Linked DNA regions of Mus musculus: regions 2 and 3 are each linked to region 1. Evidence: chromatin contacts called from ENCODE Hi-C or POLR2A ChIA-PET data. All regions are on one chromosome and are shown on one strand. The core of a region is the stretch at or near the end of the contact, and the rest is flanking DNA. Distances in the headings are between cores, read along the strand shown.

The links. Hi-C counts contacts between places; a loop is a spot of excess contacts on that map. ChIA-PET counts read pairs that join two places held with the same protein, here RNA polymerase II (POLR2A).
Region 2: POLR2A ChIA-PET joins it to region 1 with 18 read pairs in Patski. The contact joins the promoter of BC004004 here to the promoter of Pi16 in region 1. A Hi-C loop is called at or near these places in 6 of 37 maps with a recorded cell type or tissue (T-helper 17 cell, adrenal gland, gastrocnemius and 2 more). POLR2A ChIA-PET finds 5 or more read pairs at or near these places in 2 of 5 experiments (Patski and embryonic stem cell).
Region 3: a loop to region 1 is called in a map of left cerebral cortex, with 2.0 times the contacts of the local background. The contact joins the promoter of Fgd2 here to the promoter of Pi16 in region 1. A Hi-C loop is called at or near these places in 4 of 37 maps with a recorded cell type or tissue (T-helper 17 cell, left cerebral cortex, regulatory T cell and 1 more). POLR2A ChIA-PET finds 5 or more read pairs at or near these places in 3 of 5 experiments (Patski and embryonic stem cell).

The regions. Positions count from the first base shown.
Region 1 is chr17:29,317,120-29,320,484 of GRCm38, reverse strand. Pi16 (peptidase inhibitor 16) reads right to left here and starts at 1,603. Exons shown (of 7, transcript NM_023734.3): 1 at 1,094-1,603. The coding sequence starts at 1,270. It overlaps Gm46603 (a long non-coding RNA gene), which reads left to right. Exons shown (of 4, transcript XR_003952339.1): 4 at 1-701.
Region 2 is chr17:29,267,026-29,270,390 of GRCm38, reverse strand. It overlaps BC004004 (cDNA sequence BC004004), which reads right to left and starts at 1,603. Exons shown (of 9, transcript NM_030561.3): 1 at 1,389-1,603.
Region 3 is chr17:29,359,383-29,362,747 of GRCm38, reverse strand. Fgd2 (FYVE, RhoGEF and PH domain containing 2) reads right to left here and starts at 1,834. Exons shown (of 16, transcript NM_013710.4): 1 at 1,591-1,834. The coding sequence starts at 1,655.

The DNA.
Region 1 (3,365 bases), core at 354-2,853:
CAGCAGGGCTTGCTCCATCTGTGGCGAGACCACCACCACCACCACCACCACCACCCCACCACCCCGCAGGTAGAAGTGCTACTTAGTATCTAGGCTTCTAATTTGTCTGCAGTTCCTGGTTGCCAAGGGCAACAGGAGTGGTGCCGTGATCATTTCCCACAGTCATCCAATCTGACCTGAAGGGCAAGGATGTCAGTACCTAACTGTCCACCAGGAAAAGGCTCCCCACAGAGTCACCAAGCCCCAGGGGACAAGCTGAGGCTAAGAGCTAAATGTCAGGATCCCTGGTTCCCTGCTGTATTTCCCAGGTGTGACCTAGCCCTTAGCTCAGGGGTTCCTGGCCACTGGAGGGTGTCTGGGAGTGGGGTGGACCAGTCAGACTTCAGAGAGGACAGAATGGGAGTGATTCTAACTCTTATCAGCTGAAACCAGAGCAGACATCCTGCCTCCACCCTGCCATCTGATAATAAATGTTCTTTTCGCCAGATTGGCCACCGGCACCCAGCCTCGGCCTCCACTGTCTGTGCATTCCTCTCACTGTTGTGTAGATAATTTGTATGTGTGTTATATATGTGCTTTTTATATTTCACCGCATGTAGTATTACATGTGTGCGAGTCAGCCCATGCGTGTGGGTGTGCTTGTGACCCCATTTTACCGACGAGACACTGAGAGAGTCCACATGGTTACAGGATGCGCCCCAAACGAGACCGGGTTTTGGAAAGGGCACCTAAACTGTGGGCCCCAAAGTCCTTCAGGCTTGCTCCCTCCCCCTCCAGTGTTTTCTGGGCTCATCTGCCTCTTCCTCTTCCCTCCAGGACACCCCATCTTGAGAAGAGTTGAGGAGGAGGCCACTGCTGTGTGGGGAGCCAGGGCTTAAGCTTGAGCAAAGTTCCCTCTGAGCCTCAGTTTTCTCATCTAGAAGATGGGGCTGATAATGGGGACCAGTGCATTATACAGCACCAGGGACTCTGTCACTGACCAGAGAGGAAGGAGTCTTGACAGAGCATCCCCACGGGGAGGCGAGGAGAAGGACTGTGGCAGGCCTTGCCTCGCACCCTTCAGGCCCAGGAGGTGGCCCCCAGCCACACTCACCATCTGCAGCATATCTGAGGCTGGCGGGGACACCTGGGCACGGTACTGGTTGTGAAGATCCACCATAGTTTGCTTCTCGTCCTCTGTGAGGGCTGTGGTGGGGCCAGTGGCAATCAGCAGCAGCAGGAGGAGCAGTGGCGGCGGCAACATCACCCACGGGCTGCAGGAACCGTGCATGGTGGCCAGCCCTCTCTGCCTCTCCTGATCAGGGGTCTGGCAGCTGGACTTAAAGTCCTTCCCACACAAGCACCACCCTGGCTGGGGTGGGGCAGCAGGGGCTGTGTCTGGAGGCCCAGCCCGGCTCACACAATGTCTCCAGGAGGGCTGGGTGCCTTGGGTCTGGACCAGAGCAGAATCCACTCCCCTGGAGTCCTTGGCAACAGCCTCCTTTTCTCTCAGTAAAGGGCTCAGGCCAAAGGCTATATGAGCTCCACCATCCCTCCTGAGGGGGACAGATCCTCAGGGGACACAATTCCAGAAGCAGCTGCAGCGCTGTGCTGTGGCATTCAGTCACTACTAAGTGCAGAGGACAGAACAAAGAAGGAACCTTACAGACCTGCCCCTACAGGATTGGGTAAGATGAGGAAGCTGCCAGTACCACGGAAAGAGCAAGGGAGGGAGAGATGATGCAAGGGTCATGACAGCAACATTAAGTGCCCACCCCAGGTCCTCTGCAAGAGCAGCAGGCGCCCTTGATTGCTGAGCTGTCTCTCCAGCCCCAGGAGAGCCTTCTAAACAAGAGGATGAATATCCACAGGAACAGGAAAGAAGTCAGGGGGTGTGGAGGTCTCTCGTTTGTCTCAGACAAGTTCTTCATTATGTAGCCCAGGTTAGCTGCTCTCTAATTGCTATGTCTCCGCAATTATATTTATTTACTTAATGTATGTGAGTGCTCTATCTGCATGTACACCTGCATGGCAGAAGAGGGCATCAACTCATTTGTAGATGGTTGTGATCTACAGATGGTAGATGCATGTATAGATGGTGTTCCTATCATGTATGTGGGTACTGGGAATAGAACTCAGGTCCTCCAGAAGAGCAGCCAGTGCTCTTAACAGCTGAGCCATCTCTCCAGCCCTCCTCTCTCCCCCTCCTTCCCTCCTCCTCCTCTGTTTTTAAAAAGATGTTCTCTAGAGGACATGCCACATGGAATTGAAGTCCCTGGCAGCACACATCTATGAGCACTGGAGGGGGAACAGCTTAAGAGTGAACAAAATTTATGTAGCGTGTAATTATTAAAAAAAAAAAAAATCGGGGGCTGGTGAGATGGCTCAGCAGTTAAGAGCACTGACTGCTCTTCCAGAAGTCCTGAGTTCAATTCCCAGCAACTACATGGTGGCTCACAACCATCTGTAATGGGATCTGACGCCCTCTTCTGGTACTGTCTGAAGACAGCTATTGTGTACTTAGATAAAATAATAAACTTTTAGGGTGGAGCAAGCAGGTCAACTGGAGTGAGCAGGGCCGACCAGAGCACAGAGGTCCTGAATTCAAATTCCCAGCAACCACATGATGGGTCACAACCATCAGTACAGCTACAGTGTACTTATATACATAAATAAATAAATACATACATACATACATACATACATACATCTTTTTTTTTCCCCCTGAGACAGGGTTTCTCTGTATAGCCCTGGCTGTCCTGGAACTCACTCTGTAGACCAGGCTGGCCTTGAACTCAGAAATCTGACTGCCTCTGCCTCCCAAGTGCTAGGATTAAAGGCGCTTGGCCTGGCCCAGGCTAACCTTTTTTTTTTTTTTAATTAGATATTTGTTTGTTTTCCTTCTGATGGATGTTTGTCCCTCACCTCTAATACAAATGCTGCTTGGTCAGTCTTTGCACACATCTATCTTTGAGGCTCTCTGATGCCTTCCTTTCTGTTGCCCACTGTGGTGGACGGTCTGTGATGCCAAACCTAAGCTCCTTGGCAGCCAGCAAGACTAATGCTTTTTTTTTTTTTTTTTTTTTTTTTTTTTTTTTTTTGGTTTTTCGAGACAGGTTTCTCTATGTAGTCCTGGCTGTCCTGGAACTCACTCTGTAGACCAGGCTGGCCTCGAACTCAGAAATCTGCCTGCTTCTGCCTCCCAAGTGTTGGGATTAAAGGCGTGAGTCACCACTGCTCAGCAGGCTAATGCTTTTTAAACAGCACTTCCTATCTTCCTATCCAGCAACATAGTTGGCTCCAATGGTCCGTGTTCATCTGAGCACAGCTCCTCACTGGGCCCCAGGCCCCACAGTCTGGCTTTATTCTCGGATTCCATTCTCCAG
Region 2 (3,365 bases), core at 354-2,853, 50 kb after region 1:
CCTATCGAGGCTGCCAGATGAGGTGACACACGCCTTTAATCCCAACACTTGGGAGGCAGAGGAGGGCTGGAGACCAGCCTGGTTTACAGAGTGAGTTCCAGGCTAGCCAGGGAGGAAAACCAAACCAAACCAACCAACCAACCAACCATAACTTATCAAAATAAATTAGAACTCTATGAACACATAAGGGTACTGAATTCACACCAGGAGATCCATTATCAAATACACTAAATAAAACCAACTTATCATATGCCCTAGAAAGTGGCAAAAATCGATCACCTTCACTTGAGCCCCATGAACACTTCTAAAGCTATAATGACAAGAGCCCCCATTGCCCGTGTAACCACGAGTGTGTTCATTAAAGGCTGACAGCAGAGAACTCCTACCAATCTCTGGAGCTCAAGATCCTCCCCTTCCTGCCACTGTTGATGTGGCCACCTGTGTGTCCTTCTGGACCATCTTCCAGTTCATTCCCAAGCTCACCTCAATGGTGAAGTCTAGCTCCGGGCCTCCCTCAGCTCCAAAGCCTTCATACCTTATCATGAATACTTGTCTTTCTCTTTACATCTGTCTTCTGCTTCATGTAAGGCCTCTTAGAACTCCTGTGGCCTCTTTACCCCTTACACAGCTATTCAATAGCCTACATAGACATATAATTACTGTGGGATGTGTAGTCTCCGGTGAGAGTTAATATCACCAGTGAAGACTGGAATGATATATTCTATTTTCGGTGATGGCCAGCTGTCAAGGGAAATCTCGAAATCTTGGCAAAATTGCAGCCAACGAAACCCAGTTTGTGAATCTGTACTTCCATTGTGAAAGACATTGTGCCTGGCACTGTGAAAAGACAAACGTGTCCCTTTATGTTTCTGACATAGCATACTCACGACACATGGCTTGCAAGGTTTAAGTCTTAAAATGCAAGGAAACACTAGGCAGCTTATTTTTCTCGTACTGGCAGGCGATTGACTGCAAACGGGTCAGTGTGCCATGCCACGTTCTGAGACGCCAAGTTTATCACATTAAGTCCACATTAAAATAAATAAAATTAAATTAAGTACTTCCTCCTTAACATTTGGGCTAAGATGTCTAAGAAGGGGCCATTCAGGGGTGACGCTAAGGCATCTGTGACAGGTTGGCAAGCGGGGTCAGGGCTTTCGGACACGGCCGCCACGTCTGCGAACCAAGTTCGAGCAGTGTCGGACCCCGTCACCCTCCCCGCGGAGCCTCGGGAAAGATGTCAGAGGGGATCTGCCCCGGGGAGCGGTCGGGGGTGCTGTCAGTCAGCAGAACGCGGACGGGAGCGGCGAGGAGGGCGGCGCGAGGCAGCGGCGGCCGCGGAGGGCGGCCGGCCTCCCCCCTCCCGGCCTCGGGCCCCAGTCACTCACATGCGGGCCCGCGCCCTCTCGGGCTCCTCCCGCCTCGGGGACAGCAGCCGCCGGGCGAGGAGGGTGGGCCAACAACTTCCTGCTTCCGGCAGCGCGACCCGGAAGTGGTTCTCGCGCCGCCGGCCAGGGCTGGAACACAAAGGAAAAGCTCCTTGCGCCCCAGGTTCCGAAACAGATCTGGCGAGGTCGCGGGGCGCGGGGCGCGGGGCAAATCTCGCGGTATCTGAAAAGCTTGTGCTCTTGCTCCCCCTGACGTCCAGATGGCACTACTGCGCCTTCTCAGTCGTAGAAGTCTCAAAATATTAATAACAACAATAATAATAATAATAAAAAAATTTTTTTAGGGGTCCGGACTCATTGACTCAATTCATTCCCATTTACACTTGGCTCACTCGTTTGTATCTATTGACTGCTGGTTCTGTGGTAAGCATCACTAAGCACTGTACTCTTAGGAAACTGCTTCAAGAATTATATATTGTAACATGAACATTCTCACAACACCTGACCATGAACCAGCCAAACAGGTTTATGGAGCTGGTTAACTGACTGCAGGTTTCTCTCACAAATAGGGAGTGGCAGTCAGCAACTGTTTGTATATGTGTGTGTGTGTGTGTGTGTGTGTGTGTGTGTAGTATGTGTACGCTTCTCCATGCACATAAGTGTCTTCAGAGGCACCGGATCCCATGGAACTGGACTTACAGACAACTGTGAGCAGAATGATATAGATTCTGGGAACTGAACTCAAATTCTTTGGGAAAACAGCTTTCTGAACAGCCAAGCCATCTCTCAAGCCTCTATATCAGAACCTTTAACTGATTTCTACCCGGGGACCTGAAACAAAATGCTGGGCTCAGCCCTGATGCTATAACTCAAAAGCCATGGTGACTGTGAGATGGGGTCAGATGAACCAGAGCAAAGACTCCAGGCCACCAGGCCACTCTACGCTCTCCCCATACAGGCACAAATAAGTCTCCTTTCCTGACACCCACTACTACCTGTACCCTCAGCTGACATACTAAGCCTGCCAGAACTGACTTTGTTTTTAACCCCTTAAAATGACAGTTACACAGGCTAGAGAAAGGGCTCCGGAGTTACAAGCACCTGCTGCTCCAGAAAAAGACCAGAGTTCACTTTCCAGCACCCACACAATGGCTTAGAACTGTCTGTAGCTGCCGGGCAGAGTGAGTTCCAGGACAGGCAGGGCTATACAGAGAAACCCTGTCTCGAAAAACCAAATAAACAAAAAAACAAAAAAACTAAAAAGGAGAATATATGGAGCCTAAATTCATCTATGGTGGCCTTGGAAATTCTCAAAGTCCCCTTTTCAGAACCTCACCGAGTGAGAGAACTGGGGTTAGCAGAGTTCCCATCACTTGAAGCTGCAAGGCAAAGAGAGACAGGTGAGACTGCACTGAAGAGGTACAGTTCTGTTTCCCTAAGGACACCAGCTTTACAGAGAACAGTGACGATCAGAGTGGCAGCCTCCTTAGATGACAGGCTGGAAGAGAACAGAGAATGTCTTTAAGAATTTAGGGCTAGCCTTGCAGTGGTAGCGCAAGCCTTTTATCCCAGCACTCGGGAGGCAGAGGCAGGCAGATTTCTGAGTTCAAGGCCAGCCTGGTCTACAGAGTGAGCTCCAGGACAGCCAGGGCTACACAGCGAAACCCTGTCTTGAAAAACCAAAAAAAAAAAAAAAAAAAAAAAAAAAAGGTGTTTCACAGACTGGGCTGCTTTGGGGAGTTTCTTTCCAAGGCATCTCTAGCTGTTCTCTTGAACAGGGCTGGAGGGGGGAAGGGCTGGAGAGATGGCTCAGCAGTTAAGAGCACTGCCTGCTCTTCCTGAGGTCCTGAGTTCAATTTATGGTGGCTCACAACCATCTGTAATGGGATCCATTGCCATCTTCTGGTGTGTCTGAAGAGAGCAATAGTGTACTCATGTACATATAAAAAACAAAAACAAAAACAAAAACAAACAAAC
Region 3 (3,365 bases), core at 585-3,084, 42 kb before region 1:
AAAGTGGGGCAGGTAGGGGCAGCTGACATCCAAACCTCCATGCTAAGCTGTCTTTCCTCTTGATGTCAAGGACAGAGAGACCCAGAGAGCTGAGGTGATTGTCCTGGTCACAGGGCCTGGTGTAGGAAGAAGGACCGAGGTGGCCCATTCCAGACATAGAAAATGGAGTTCCTTGGCCTCAGGGCCTGCAGCCAGGGAGAGGGGGTTGGGTGAGAGGGTGCTGAGTCTCAGGTTTTTCTCCTGTACATTTGGTTTCAGCTTCTGCATTTCTAAGCACTCAGGCCTGTGCCTGTTTCCTCTCTAGCCCTCAGTTTCAGATCAGCTAGGCACCAAGGGCTCCACAGAGAGACGCCTGCATGGTCCCCTTGCTCAGAGCCTGACTCTCACACTCCTGACCACGCTTCTAGTGACCCACTCCTCTGTATGGCTACTCTACCTGCAAGGTGCAGCCAGACACCACTCAGTAGCCCAAGGGCTGGCATCTACATGAGCCTACGCCCCCTCCAGCATGAGTGTGGTGGGCCAAGAGGGCGGTGGGAATGAGCTGTCCCAGGTGCTGAATAGGATGCACTCAGCCAAGCTCCTGGAGAGGCAGAGTCAGGCTGCTCACCCAGGAAGTGAAACTTCTGCAGGGGTGAATGTGGGCTTCCACGTGGAGGCCCCAGGCACCTCCTGTGCATGGCCTGCAGGCCCACAACACAGCGTGGAGGCCTTCCCAGGGCATCTAAAGCCTGTGGCCTGGTGTCTCAGAAGGACGGAACTTTGTATCACAAGTAGAAATCTACCCCTGCATCCTCCACAGAACTCTAGGCACTAAGCTTTGTTCTTGTGGCTCCCGAGGGCTGGGGACTCTGGTGGCAGACTCCTTATCTTCATGTAAGAGTGCTGCTTTACCCAGCATCTAGCTGCTGAAGGCATGGGGACTCACTGTGGTGTACCCGGGTTCTGGAACCCTCTACAACAATCCAGGGCTCAGCCCCTCCCTCCACCTGCCCCTCCTCCCCTCGTCTCTCAGGTCCCCACAGCTTCCCCCTAAGCCTCCTGAGGCCAACCTCTATCTGCTTCCAGAGGACCAAAGGCACTCCCAAACCACAGGCCTGCAAAGCGGTTTCATGTCTCACACTCACGCCCCTCCAAGGCCACTCAGGACCCCTCCCACTCCTGGCTTTGTCTTTTCCCTTCAGACACAAGTGCCAGCACAGCCCCAAAATTCAAAGAAGCTAGTTCCTGTGTCCCCTCTTCTGTTCTCCCTATGATGGGAACCAAACAAGTCACACCCTAGGGCCATCAGAGTAAGCCCTGAGGTATAGAAAGGAACTTAGGAGAGAGGCCTGGTGAGCATGGCTCTGCTTTGTCCCAGTCAGCCACATTCCATCTGTGTCCCGCCTTCCTGTTCCCATTTGTGTCCTGGTGTGAGTGGGATGTGTGTGTGCATGGATTGGAGATCTCCCATGCTCACCCTGTCCAGCTTACTACCACAAGAGCAGTGGTTGCCTGTACTGCCAGGCACCCAGGATGGAGGGACCCCAGGTGCTGCCCCAAAGTACCAGATCAGATAGAAGGGCTCGACCCCTCCCCCACCATCTGTACCTGTTGTTCTCAAACACAGCCACCAGGTTGCACACTGAGTCCTGCTTCTCACAGGCTCGCTCCATCCTGCTAGCCTGCAAGGTGGTCCTCAGTTACCCCAGAAGCAGGGAGGGAGGCAATAGGCTGGTGCCCTCAGCACTCCCTGGCCAGCGGGTGAAGCAGGTCTACCACAGCCTGGAATCTGCCCATCGCTTCTGACTGCCTTGGGGCAGTTCCTATCTTCAGAGTGAAAAAAGAGGAAGTGGTCCCAGTAGCTTGGAAGAGAGGCCAGCACTCCCTACTGTGGGAGGAGCCTGTCAAACTCTCCTTGCTGTGGGAGGAGCCTGTGAAGTACTGCCCGGCCCTCTTGGCATCTGACCTTTACCTCTCAGATACTTCTACCCAGTCCTGTTAGAGAAGGCACGGGCTGTGGCAACAGTGGTCACAGGACGTTTCTGGAGCCGGATCCTGGGATGAGCAGCTTCCTGGATATCCAATTCTCTGCATGGGGGGAAAGGGGACGGCTCAGGGATGTTTTACTTAGTACCATTCTCAGCATCTTCCTTGCATCTGGCGCTGTGCACTGCTGATGGAAAAACAGCTTTTAAATTAAAATGGACCACAGGGTTGGGGATGTAGCTCAGCTGATAGAGAATGCTTGCTTGGCATGCGGGAAGCCCAGGGCTTTATCCTCAGCACTGTAGAACTGGGTATCATGGCACATGCCCATGGCACCCACTTGAGAGGAGAAGTCCAAGTTCTTCCTTGACAACGTAATGAGTATAAGACCAGATTCGGCTACGTGAGACCTGTCTCAAAAAAAAAAATGGGGTCGGATGGGGTGGGCTTTGAGATGGTTCAGGGGTAAGAGTACTTGTAGCCAAGCCTGGCAGCTTGAGTCTAACCCTGGAGCCCCACATGGTGGAAAAAAAATAGACTTTTCCTTTCTTTTTATTTACTTTTATTTTTTATGTGTATGAGTGTTTGGCCTGTGTGAGTCTATTATACCACATTCGTGCCTGGTACCCACAATGGTCAGAAGAGGGTGTTGTGGGAATGGGACCTAGGTCCTTTCTAAGTTCTCTTAACCTCTGAACCAATTCTCCACCCAAAATGCAGACTCTTTCAGGTTGCCTCTGGGCTCCAACCCACACACACTGTATCTCTTGTACTCCTACCCTAAAAAAAACATCTAAAGCTGAACTGGTGGTGGCACACACCTTTAGTCCCAGCACTCGGGAGGCAGAGGCAGGCAGATCTCTGAGTTTGATGCCCACTTGGTCTACAGAGTAACTTTTTTTTTTTTTTTCAAGACAGGGTTTCTCTGTAGCCCTGACTGCTCTGGAACTCACTTTGTAGACCAGGCTGGCCTCGAACTCAGAAATCCACCTGTCTCTGCCTCCCAAGTGCTGGGATTAAAGGCGAGCGCCACCACGCCCAGCTCCAGAGTAACTTTTAAGACAGCTGGGGCTACACAGAGAAACCCTGTCCGGAAAAAAAAAAAAAAAGAAAAATAGGGCAAACAAAACAAAAAACCCCACAGACTGTGAGGATATGCAGGAAGGGGTCCTGTGGTCCCCAACACCTCTTTGGATGCTTTTGTCTTAATGATGTTGATATTTCTCTAGTGGCCCGGGTTGGAGAGCCCCTATGGGTTAGAGCTAACAAGTCTCCTCTCTTTCACTCCCATAGCTGTGTTACACAGTGTGCTCCCTTATCAGAAATGGAGGCCAATGGAAGTCAAGACACCTGACTGAGGTCACCCAGGAAGAACAGGGGAAGAACTGCCATTTCTG